2 separate regions of the Homo sapiens genome follow, and region 2 is linked to region 1. Evidence: chromatin loops called from intact Hi-C (ENCODE). Cell type or tissue: heart left ventricle. All regions are shown on one strand. Each heading gives the region's core, and the rest is flanking DNA. Links, peaks and the distances in the headings are about the cores only.

Region 1 (5,382 bases), core at 133-5,132:
TTTTTTTTTTTTTTTTTTTTTTCTGAGACTGTTTCTCTCTTTTCGCTCAGGCCAGAGTGCAATGGCACGATCTCGGCTCACTGCAACCTCCACCTCCCGGGTTCAAGGGATACTCCTGCCTCAGCCTCCCGAGCAGCTGGGATTACAGGCATGTGCCACCACGCCAGGCTAATTTTGTATTTTTAGTGGAGATGCGGTTTCTCCATGTTGATCAGAGTGGTCTCGAACTCCCGACCTCAAGTGATCTTTAGGAGACATAATTCTTCCTAACTGTATTTAACTACAGACAGTATCATTTAATGTTTTTAATCAAAAATGAAACCAGTAGATTACCTCCAGATAAGAAAAATAACACCAATTCATGTTATAATGTCACTTGCATGCCAAACCCAGGCATCAGGAGTAAATAACTAAAATAATTTTATAAGAAAAGGCTATCAATATGGTTAGATTGGTGTTTTACAAAGATAATGCTAAAAGCAGAGATGGTTAGCTTGCACTATGAAAGCTATAATAACAGAATTAAAGAAAATCCCATAATTTCTGCCAAGATTACATTCCAATCTTAAGAAACCCTCCCTGTCAAGTTCTTCAGTGCATCTCACTTAAGTCTTTCTTGCTGCAAATTAAGCCCATGTACCATCCCTGCATCCTCCTTTATAATTAACATTATTCATTCTGCAGATTATAACAGATCATTTTCCTCCTTCCTAACTCTAGAAGAACTCTTACTAAATAAAATACACCAGAGAAACACAGTGGGTGAACTATCAGATGACTTTCAAACTTAAATGTTAAAAAACAAAAGAAAAAAAAATGACCAATTTGCCTTTCTGTGCATTTGTTGGAGAGTCTATTCCTTCCTAGATAGGAATATTCTTCTCCCAGAGTCAACTTCTTCCTTCATATGACTATTTTTTCTCCTGAACGCTATTGTCTGTGAATATTTGCACAAAACAGACTGTGTTGTCCAATGACAGAACGGCATGTTCTTCCTCACTAACCCCCCCTCCGAGATCAGGAATCCAAAGTGCTTTGCCATCAGCTACATGACCTTGAATAAATGACTGCTCCATCTGTACCTCACTTTCCTAAGTGTCAAATCAAAGTGTCTAGAGTAGGCCATCTCCAAAGCCTGTCCTGTGGCTATGAGTCCGAAAATGGCTCTCTCAGACTTTCAGCTCTCCTGTCTATAAGAGGCAGATTCTCAGGGTTGGGAGAGGCTTCTAGGTGCTTCCCTTCTATGGCTTCCTTCCTAGTACATTCACAATAGAAAATTACCTAGCACTGAAAATTTGTTAGTAATCTTAACTTTCCCAACCTCTCCTAGATCAAATGAGGTTAACTGGATATTCAACATTTCTAGTCTACCATCCCGTCAGACAGCTGAACAATGCATTTTCTTTTCTTTGGATTAAAAAAAAAAAAAAAAAGATGCAGTTGCCAAAGACAAGGAATTCCTATGCATCTCCCAAGGAACTTTCTCTCATCATGCTAGAGCCAATTAGCTCAAACTAGAAGTTGGAGGCAAAATAATTCAAGTTAGAAGATAAAACATCCAAGTTATAGTCCACAGAGATTATAACTTGTTATCCTAGGAGTGTCATATCTGGCCCACAGATGGGTCTTGATTTTTTAAGTTTGAACCAGCCTATGTAAATGACAAAAATTCACATAAAAATCCAGATTTCCCATTTCTCTTGAAAAATCTGAAGATCCCACCTGTGTGAGGACACCCTCACCTCGCTGGCATGTGACGCTGCTGGCGCCTTTATACATTCCCTATTGCCTCCCTCACATGCGGCCAAGGGTTGTTTGAGTTTTATCATCATGTTTTTGCAGTCCTTTTTTAAACCATAGAAGAAATTTTTTTTCTGAATCAGTACTGGAGATAGTAAAGATACACCAAGTGGCCTGATCAAGAAAACAGGAAACAGCAAATGTGTATGCAGAAAAAAGAGCACCCCTTCTATTCATTAGGCTAAGGAGGGTCCACTTGACTTTCCTGCCTGTCTGACCCTAGGGGCATTTAAGTTTGAGATCCTGATGTAGAAATTTGGGAAGCTCAGGGTGGTAGAAACCACCCCTGAACAGGAATCAGCTGTTCCTTCTCCATGACTTAGCCCCTTCATCCACGAACAAAGCTGGTTGTGCTAGATGGTCCCCTCCTGGTTTGGACAGAAAATCTAAGATTCTGTATTCCAACAAAACCCAAAAGTCTCTGAAAAGGACAACCTGATTCAGTTCCTGCCAGGGTAAGTAAAGACAATACTGACACCCAGTGGTCCATTAACCAGCTCCATTTAATGCCCTAAAATTCCCAAGGACTGCTGAGTAAACGTTTAGGTGCTGCCAAAACCTTCTTCATGTCCCAAAGATACAGGAAACAAAAGATCAACAAAAATTAATGACACTGAAACAAAAGATAGCATGTACTGGTTTGTTTTCTAAGCCTCTCTGGTGAGGATCTGGCTATATCTTGTTTGGCTTAAACATATTCATTATATCAAAGCATTTGTATTCAACAATGTATTTCCCTTACATCATGAAAACAAATACGCTTTTAAAAATACAAGGCTTATTTCCCAGGAGGTAAAAGCCCAAATACCCTAAACTGTTTTATAATGATTTCTTTGATTTGTTAATTAGTCTTCTAAACCCTGAAAAGTAAATAATAAACATCTGAGATTATGAGGACAGGAACTCCATTTGACTAGTTTCTGTGAGGATCTCACCACAGCCTCACATCCTTAAATTTGGAATAATGAGGTTACTACAGCAGTGAAGGCCGAGGCAGAAATGGCAGGAAAAACACATTTTGAGAACGTCTTTCACTTCCAATAGGCTAATAACTACCAGAGTTTTAAAATCAGCACGATCTCAAATATAACACTTGATGACATTTAGTCTGACTGTTGATTGAAGTAAAATAAAAGAGTAAAAAAAAATGTATTTTAGTAATTTTTATTTCACATTGAACGCTTTTGATTTTGTCAAAAAGGATAAGTGGCCTGGCCTTCCAATGCTGACATAAGCTGACATCTCATTGTAATACTTTAAATCAGACTTCAGAATATGGCATTGGTGAGCAGCGTGGGAAGACTTCATGCTAGTGAAAAAAACACCCAAGGAACGTGCCTTTTTGTTAGTGAAAAAGGCAACAGCTGGTATCATGACACAAATGAAAGGCTCAAGACAGACATTCAGGTAAAAAAAAGTAAAATGACTCACAGACTCCCTGTCCTGTCATACACAATGAAACTAGTGGAAAAAATAGAAAAATAAATAAATCAGCCACAACCAAAAAAGAGAATTGAATGCCATAATATGCAAAAGACAGTGGCCAAGAAAGGAGGCTGGCTCCCAGAAGGTGCTGAAACTCCCGAGACTGTTCCTTGATACTCCCAAATTGGATAAGAAACGCAAGGAGGATGATGTCCTCTTTGCCCCTTTTGATTTCAAGGAAGTACACAGAAATGGCCTGAGGTGGGGAAAAATGAAAAGAGAAGAGAATAGTCAAATCGACCCCCTTGTGCAGAAGCGCAGGCTACTAGACTCCATGCTAAATTGGGGGAAGCATTTAGAAGGTATCACCCTGCACTTCATTAAGTGGAGCAATCGCAGGTTTAGGACAGAAAACAAAATGTAAGAAAGAGGAACAGAAACCAGTTCCTGTAAGAATGATTGCACCCAATCCTAGCTGACTGTTCCCTTGCCCTACCCCATCCACAGGCTAGAGAGAGGGGGATGGAAAAACCCCTGAGCCTTCCAGCTGCAGCCAGAGGATGAGGCTAGTCTCAGAAAATGGTGGAAGGAGGGCTCGAGAGAATTCATTCAGAACATCAGAGGAGGAAGTAAGATACAGAGCAGATCTCTTAGAGAAGAGTAATGCAAAAAGAAATAATGTGTTAACCTGAAAATATCCAAGGCAGCACAGCATAAAAAAGAAATTAAAAAGATGAATATTTGGGGGCCAGGCTCAGTGGCTCACACCTGAAATCTCAGCACTTTGAGAGGCCAAGACAGGAGAATAACTTGAGGCCAGGAGTTTGAGACCAACCTGGGCACCCTAGCAAGACCCCATCTCTACAAAAAAAATTTAAAAAATTAGCCAGGCATGTTAGTGCAGACCTGTAGTCCCAGCTACTCTGGAGGCTGAAGTGGTAGGACTGCTTGAGCCTGGGAGGTCGAGGCTGCAGTGAGCTATGATTGTGCCACTGTGCTCCAGCCTGGGCAACAGAGTGAGTCACTGTCTTTAAAAAATAAATTAATAAAATAAAAATAAAAGAATTCTTCAAGCTTGGGGGCAGAAAATGAACTCAAAACCTCTAGTAATCTATAACCCCTCCTTAAAATAAAGAGAAAAAATTGTTTGTTGAAATAATGAAATCCAGCCAAGAAATCAAAATAAAGACCTCAGCTGTAGAGTAGCCCAGATGAAACAACTTGGAGTGAGCATTGATCAATTTAAATATAGTATTAATCAAAATTACATGGGGAGTTAGGACTGGAAAGTAAAATAGGAGTATTATAAACCTGGATAATGTATAAAAAAAAGCAACTCATAATATTTCAAGAAATAAGCAGGTGCCAATAAATACTGGTTAAAATTTAAAGGCAGTTTAAAAAATAATGAGACCAACCTGTTAAATGTTTGACCTCATTTTTCTTAACATTCAACATACTTAAACAGTGATAAACATCTTCATGGGAGCCACTGTGCTAGACACTGGGAATCCAGTATGAATAAGACATGGTCTCTGCCTTCCAAAGGTATATAATCTTTGCACAAAAATAACAACTATCATATTTGAACATTTTATTAGACATTTTACATTAGCCTCATCATAGTCACTTGCATCCTAGTATAAAATAGGCACTGATCAAGGTGCTTTACATGTGTATCATGGATTCCTCACAACAGAGCTACAGCAAAGATACATTATTTTCTTCATTTTATAAGGAAGGAAGAAGTATTTATCTAAAGTTTATGAAGTTCATTACTTCCATTTCTGTCTGTTAAATTCAAATAAAATTTTGAGGAGTGTTTTATAAAAGAAGGAACAAAAATAAGGAAAAGAAAAAAACAAGGAAGGAAGGGAGGAAAGAAGGGAGGGAAAAAAAGGATCTAGTTTCAGCTCAACTGTTAATTAGCTTGCCACAAAAAGAATAAAATACCTAGGAATACACCAACTAGGGAGGTGAAAGACCTCTACAAGGTGAGCTACAAACCACTGCTCAAAGAAATCAGAGAAGACACAAACAAACGGATAAACATTCCATGCTCATGGATAGGAAGAATTAATATTGTTAAAATGGCTACACTCCCCAAAGCAATTTATAGATTCAATGCTACACCTATTAAATTACCATTGGCATTCA
Region 2 (5,382 bases), core at 74-5,073, 890 kb before region 1:
TGGATATAAAATATGTACCTACCTTGAAGATTTGTGAGGATTAAAATGGCATCATGCCAATAAAGCATTTGCCCAAGGCCTTTGCTATAATGTGTTTAATTAAATCTTAATCATTAATATTATTTTATCAGTCATCCCTAGGTTATCTTCAGAGAAGACCGTCAGTTAAGGCTTGTTGATTTCAAGCAACAGAACCTGTGTGAAACACCCACAGAATTAAGGAAAAGCTAAGAACCAAGCTTAACAAGAATGGAAATGAAACCATGATCTAGGTGCCTGGAACATTAGGACACTGCCATGTGGGAGCATCATCTCCTATTGTTTTCTGTCTTTACATGGTACTCATCAAAATTCAAATTTCAGAAAGAATGACTGATTAATCAAGCTTTGGCAGAATTGGATGCACACCTTGATTGACAATCCTATCAAGACAGTATCAGATGGGAGTGGATGGGTTAAGCCAAATCACCAACTCATGGTAGAGAATGTTGCCAGGTGCAGAGCCACACGAAGTGAGCAGGTATCCCAGTAAAGAGTATTTGACATCTGCATTTTTGAAAAGAAGTTGAGGATTTATTTTCCTTGATGAGCAGCAAGCCGTGAAAATGGCCTGACTTAGTTGGCATCTTGCTCACATCCCAGAGCTGCGTTGGCAAGAAGCCTTTTTAACGATCTTTTTTTGCGTAGCACTGAACTATGCAGGACAAGAGTTCCCTCAAATCAATACTCAAGCACATTTAATATCCCACTACCTGACAAACAGAATAACTTATGAAAAAGTTGTAAAATGAGTGTTTCCAACTTGGTACAGCTTTAAAGAATTAAGCAGTAGTTTTTCTTTGTGTCTTCTTTTATTTCAGTAGTTTGTGAGTTATTTTGCAAGGAAGCAGCTCTTGGTAATTGTATTGTTTTGTGGTTAATATTTATTAACCATTGTAGTGGAAATTTGTCATTCTTTTTAACTGCTCAGCATCTGAACCTTGTTCCCTGGTTTGGAAAACTCCTCACTCTATGATTTAGGATGTCATAGCCTTTCTTCCATTACAGAAGCTGAAAATGTTGGCTACTTCCTTTCCCCAAATTTTTAGAATGGGGGGCCATCTGACCTACAGTCTGCCCATTGGTTGTACATACCCCAGATGTGAACTGTGGACTAATGACATGACGAAGTTGGGACATGGAGGAACTGCTGTGGCCAGTGCCTGGAGTAAGTAAGTTCCTGCAGTAAGATGGATTCCCAGAGCTATCGTCAGCACCCAGTGTTCACAGATAGACAACTGTTGATGCAAGCTGTTGTGTCCAATGCTTGGGGATGGTGGCAGCAGTGATGTCCTCAGCACATCATTTTGTGACTAGTTTTGGGGCAGTATACTTGACCCTAAGTCCCTAGTGATTTTTGAATCCTCCTGGTTCCTTTGTGAGTCAACTGATACCCTTTGAACAAATTATTTTTCTGCTTAGATCAGCAAGAATTGGTTTCTGTTGCTTGCAATTAAGACTCTTGGCTGAAATAAGTTATTTTTGTATATCTTATTTAATCTTTACCATATCCTAGTGACTTTTGTTTATTCATTTATTCATTAATTAGTGTGTTACTGAATTCATTTATTCAAAACGTATTTGTTGAAGGTCCATCTTCTTTTTGGTTTCTTTCCCCTGGCTGGGCTATTGTGGTTGACAAGATAGGAGAGGTCACTGCCCTCATGGAACTTCATTGTTGTGGGGGGAGATTGATGCTACAAAATTATATAAATGAGATAATATCAGCCAGCAATAAATGAGATTGAAGTAATGTAAAAGAATAATGAGATAGAAAGTGAAGGGGACAGACTCAGGGAAAGCTATCTAAGTAGTCATATCTGATTTGAACCTTAAGAAACAGCCAGTTAATTAAGGAGTAAGGTGAGGAGCATGCAGGCAAGGGAATAGCTAGTGCAAACTAGCTTAGCATGAGGACAAGAGGGAACGCTCATGTGTCTAATCACTTGCCTAAGGTTGTTACAGGAGCCTTGGGGTGTTGCTTTTCCAGCTGGAAACCTCTGTGGCCAGTGGTGCTTTTGCATGAGTTTTGCTCGGGCCCACTGGGACCACTCAGCCTGGCAGGCTGCACTTGGCTCACGCTACCAGCATGGATCCATCGCCTGCCAAGGGTGAGCGGAGTTGTCAGGGGTGTGTGAGCGAGCAAGTGAGGGGTCCAGCCACTGCACACAGTCAGGCACACCAGCTGCAGCAGGGCAGATAGCTCCAGGCACCAGCACAGGTGCTGGCTCCCTGTGAGGCTGCAGCTGGAACAGGTGTACTACAAGCAGCTTCCATGGCTGACACCAGGGAATGCTGTGGCGCCTGGAAGCTTGGAGATGCCAGGAATCACAGAGGCCCAAAGAGGGTATTACAGTCCTGGCTCAGGGAGCTCCTAGGTCTGGGCTCCCCGAAGGACTGCAGCTCTTCTTTCCTTCTCTCTTCTCGGCATCTGCAATGTGGCGAGAAAGGGGTGCGTTTCAGCCCTGTATGTGTTACAGCCCTTTTAGCCCTGCCATTCGACGGGTCCCGAGTTCTTGTTCTGCACCCAGGAAGAATGAGGTATGTGGACAAGTGGAGGGTGAGCAAGGCGGAGAGGAGATTTATTGAGTGATAGAACAGCTCAGGGGCGACCCTGGGATGGATAGCTCCTCTTTGCAGCCAGAATGTCCCAGTGAGTGTTCAGCTCGCAGCAGAGAGCAGACGCTGGGGTGGGTAGCTCCTCTCCATAGCTGGTCGTCCCATCATCCTTTTAGCTCTCAGCAGAGAGGAGACCCTGGAGTGTGTGGTTCCTCTCTGCTGGTCTTCAGGTTGAGTGCTCAAGTCTGGCTAGGTCTGGAATTTTCATTTTTATAGGCTTCAGAGGAAAGGAGGTACATGGTGATTGGTCCATGGGCGGCCATGGGCAGGCCCAGAAAAAGCACCACAAGTTCCCACTCTGGTCCACGGAACTGGCAGTCCGGCCCCCAGGTTTTAGGCCCTGTCCAGCTTGAAGGTGGGGCTTCACTAGGGACGCGCCCCCTTTTACCCAGGAGCCTGTCTGCCTCTTACCACTGTTCCGTACAGCCCAGGCTGTTCATGCCCAGGGGCACCTGCAGGCCAGCTCTGAGCTGCCCCCACTCACTCAGTCTCCCTCCCATGCTCCTTGGTGGCTAAATTCCGGAGGGGGCTGAGGCGGCAGGAGGCTGCCATGTCAGCACGGCCCCGGGTGTGCGCACACCTGGCCAGGCTGCAACAGCACCCAGGAGCCCCGCCCTCACTCTGAGATTAGAGCGAGTGCCAGGGAGTGGGGGGAGAGACCAGACAGGGGTAGCAGACACGTCCAAGCCTGCGGGGCCAGGGAAAGCCTTCCCAGGACCGCAAGTCTGCAGAGATACCCAGGTCTGCAGCCATGACTTGGGTGCCTGCTCCCAGCCCCAAAGAGCACAGAGAGGCCCGGGTCTGCAGGCATGACTTGGGTGGCTGCAGCTGTGCTTGGGAGGGTGGGGAACCTGCCTGTTCCCGGCTCCCACTGGCTCCATAGAGCATGCAGCCAAGCCATGCCTCCCCCACTGCAGCCAGCATCTTGGCAGCAGCTGCTCCAGGCAGGCCGCTGCTTCCATCAAGGTCACATATTGAAGCGGTGCTGGAGCCAAGGTTTGATTCCAGGTAACCTCCTCCTAAAGCCTACTTTCTCAAAAACTATAATTTGGGAAATAAAGGAACAGAACTGAAGAAGCCAGAATGTTAAACTTATTTACACTAAAAAGGGCAGAAGAAATGCCTGCATCCATAAAAGAAGTGGAGGGAGAAAGGAAGAGAAAAGGCCAGAAAGGAATGAGTGTTTTGCAGAAAGATCTTCGGGGAGTCCAGAGTACTTGAGATAATATTTGGGATAGCTGTTGTGCTGGGATGAACAAACTTGGGGAATTTGGATATTCAGAGCACTGTGGTCAAGACAGTAGACAAGAAAAATGCAGTTTCTGACCCCAAAGAGCTTATAATTAAGTGGGGGAAGATGGGCATTAAGTTGAGAAGCAACAAACCTATGTCTGACTGCAAATGTGACGTGGACACTGTGCAATGTGTTATTGGACTGCATTGTAAATAGATCCAATCCTGCCTCATTGGGGTGTTCAGGGGAGGATTCCCTGAGGAAGTAGCATTTCACTGCTGAGAATATACAAAACAGATGAGAAGAGTGAAAGCTGAGGTTCACAAGTTTGATGATTTACCTGTGGCCTGTAGCTTGCCAATGACCTAGTCAGGATTTGAACCCGGCTTTGAAAGCTGACCTCCAGGTCCTGTGCTCTTTCTTTGAACCACAGTGATGGGAACTGTCTCTGGTCACATACAGACATGAACGCAAACATGCACATACCTGCACATACAGACACTCAAAAAGCTGTTGTTTGTTGCCTTGTTGGCCCAGGGGGTGCTTTCTACAGAGGAAGCAGTGATTGCTAATGACATTCTTGGTGCCTGTGATACTTAGATCACTTTATCAATCAAACGCAGCATTTGATGGCAGCCCTGCCACCTGTCTCTTTCCATCAGTGTCAGAGAGTACTTCACTGCAGGCCACAGGTGCCAGCTGTCAGCCTGAAACAAACTGGGGTCTGCCCCAGGATAAGAATGCTTAGGGAATCACTTGAGATTGAATTTTTCATCTGACAGCCCCTTCTGAGTTTGGGACTCAAAAAGGAAAAATAAACAAATTATAGATGAGTAAACAAACATGTGGCTGTTTATGAGGTGTCAGGCTGGCTGTTACTGGCGTTTCATTAATCACCCTGTCCTTTTCTTCTTTTCCATTGGCCTGGGTATCATGTACAGTGTATTGAAATATAGATGAAGTTAATAGGAATGTTCTTAATTGGGCTGTTTATCAAAGTGCTAATACTATGGCAATGGTTTTTCCCATAAGCTAGTAGCTGTTCCCCACTGTGAATGTTCTGACTTGAGAGTTTGAGAAGGAAGAGAAAGGATAAGGAAACTGAGCTAATAGTTTTTCATCCCCTGTGGCACCAGACAGTGTATTAAGTCCTTTACATGTCTATGCACCATGTCATTTAATCCTACCAGTATACCTGCGAAGTAGACATTATTAACCCCATTTCACAGATAAGACAACTGTTAAACTGAGAGTTTAAGTAATTTGTCCATGAAACCAACTAATTAATAGGAGTCAAAGTTGGGATTTAAACATCAAATCCTGTATTTTCTTTCCTTTATCATCCTTGTCATCAGCATTACCATTATCACCTATGTGAAGCTGCACTAATAGCCAACCATTGTCAACATGCTGTAGCATATAAGAGACAATAGCAGAGAGTCAATTGGCAGTTACCAGGGACTGGAGGGTTTGGTGACATGTTGGTCAAA

The links. Hi-C counts contacts between places; a loop is a spot of excess contacts. Peaks named below come from ENCODE experiments on the same cell type or tissue, not always from the same donor. Only the 100,000 strongest peaks of a DNase experiment are listed, where the experiment ranks them.
Region 2: a loop joins it to region 1, with 3 times the contacts of the local background. A loop is called at or near these places in 64 of 110 quality-filtered maps.

Annotation. Positions count from the first base shown.
Region 1 is chr5:156,822,688-156,828,069 of GRCh38, forward strand. No RefSeq gene overlaps it. Among named protein-coding and RNA genes, the nearest start is that of PPP1R2B, 25 kb to the right of the region's middle. In heart left ventricle, for the core only: a CTCF peak has its summit at 2,290 (motif pointing left); no DNase peak of the experiment used is centred there.
Region 2 is chr5:155,933,704-155,939,085 of GRCh38, forward strand. It overlaps a transcript of SGCD not described here. Among named protein-coding and RNA genes, the nearest start is that of SGCD, 390 kb to the right of the region's middle. In heart left ventricle, for the core only: no CTCF peak of the experiment used is centred there; a DNase peak (open chromatin) is centred at 2,178.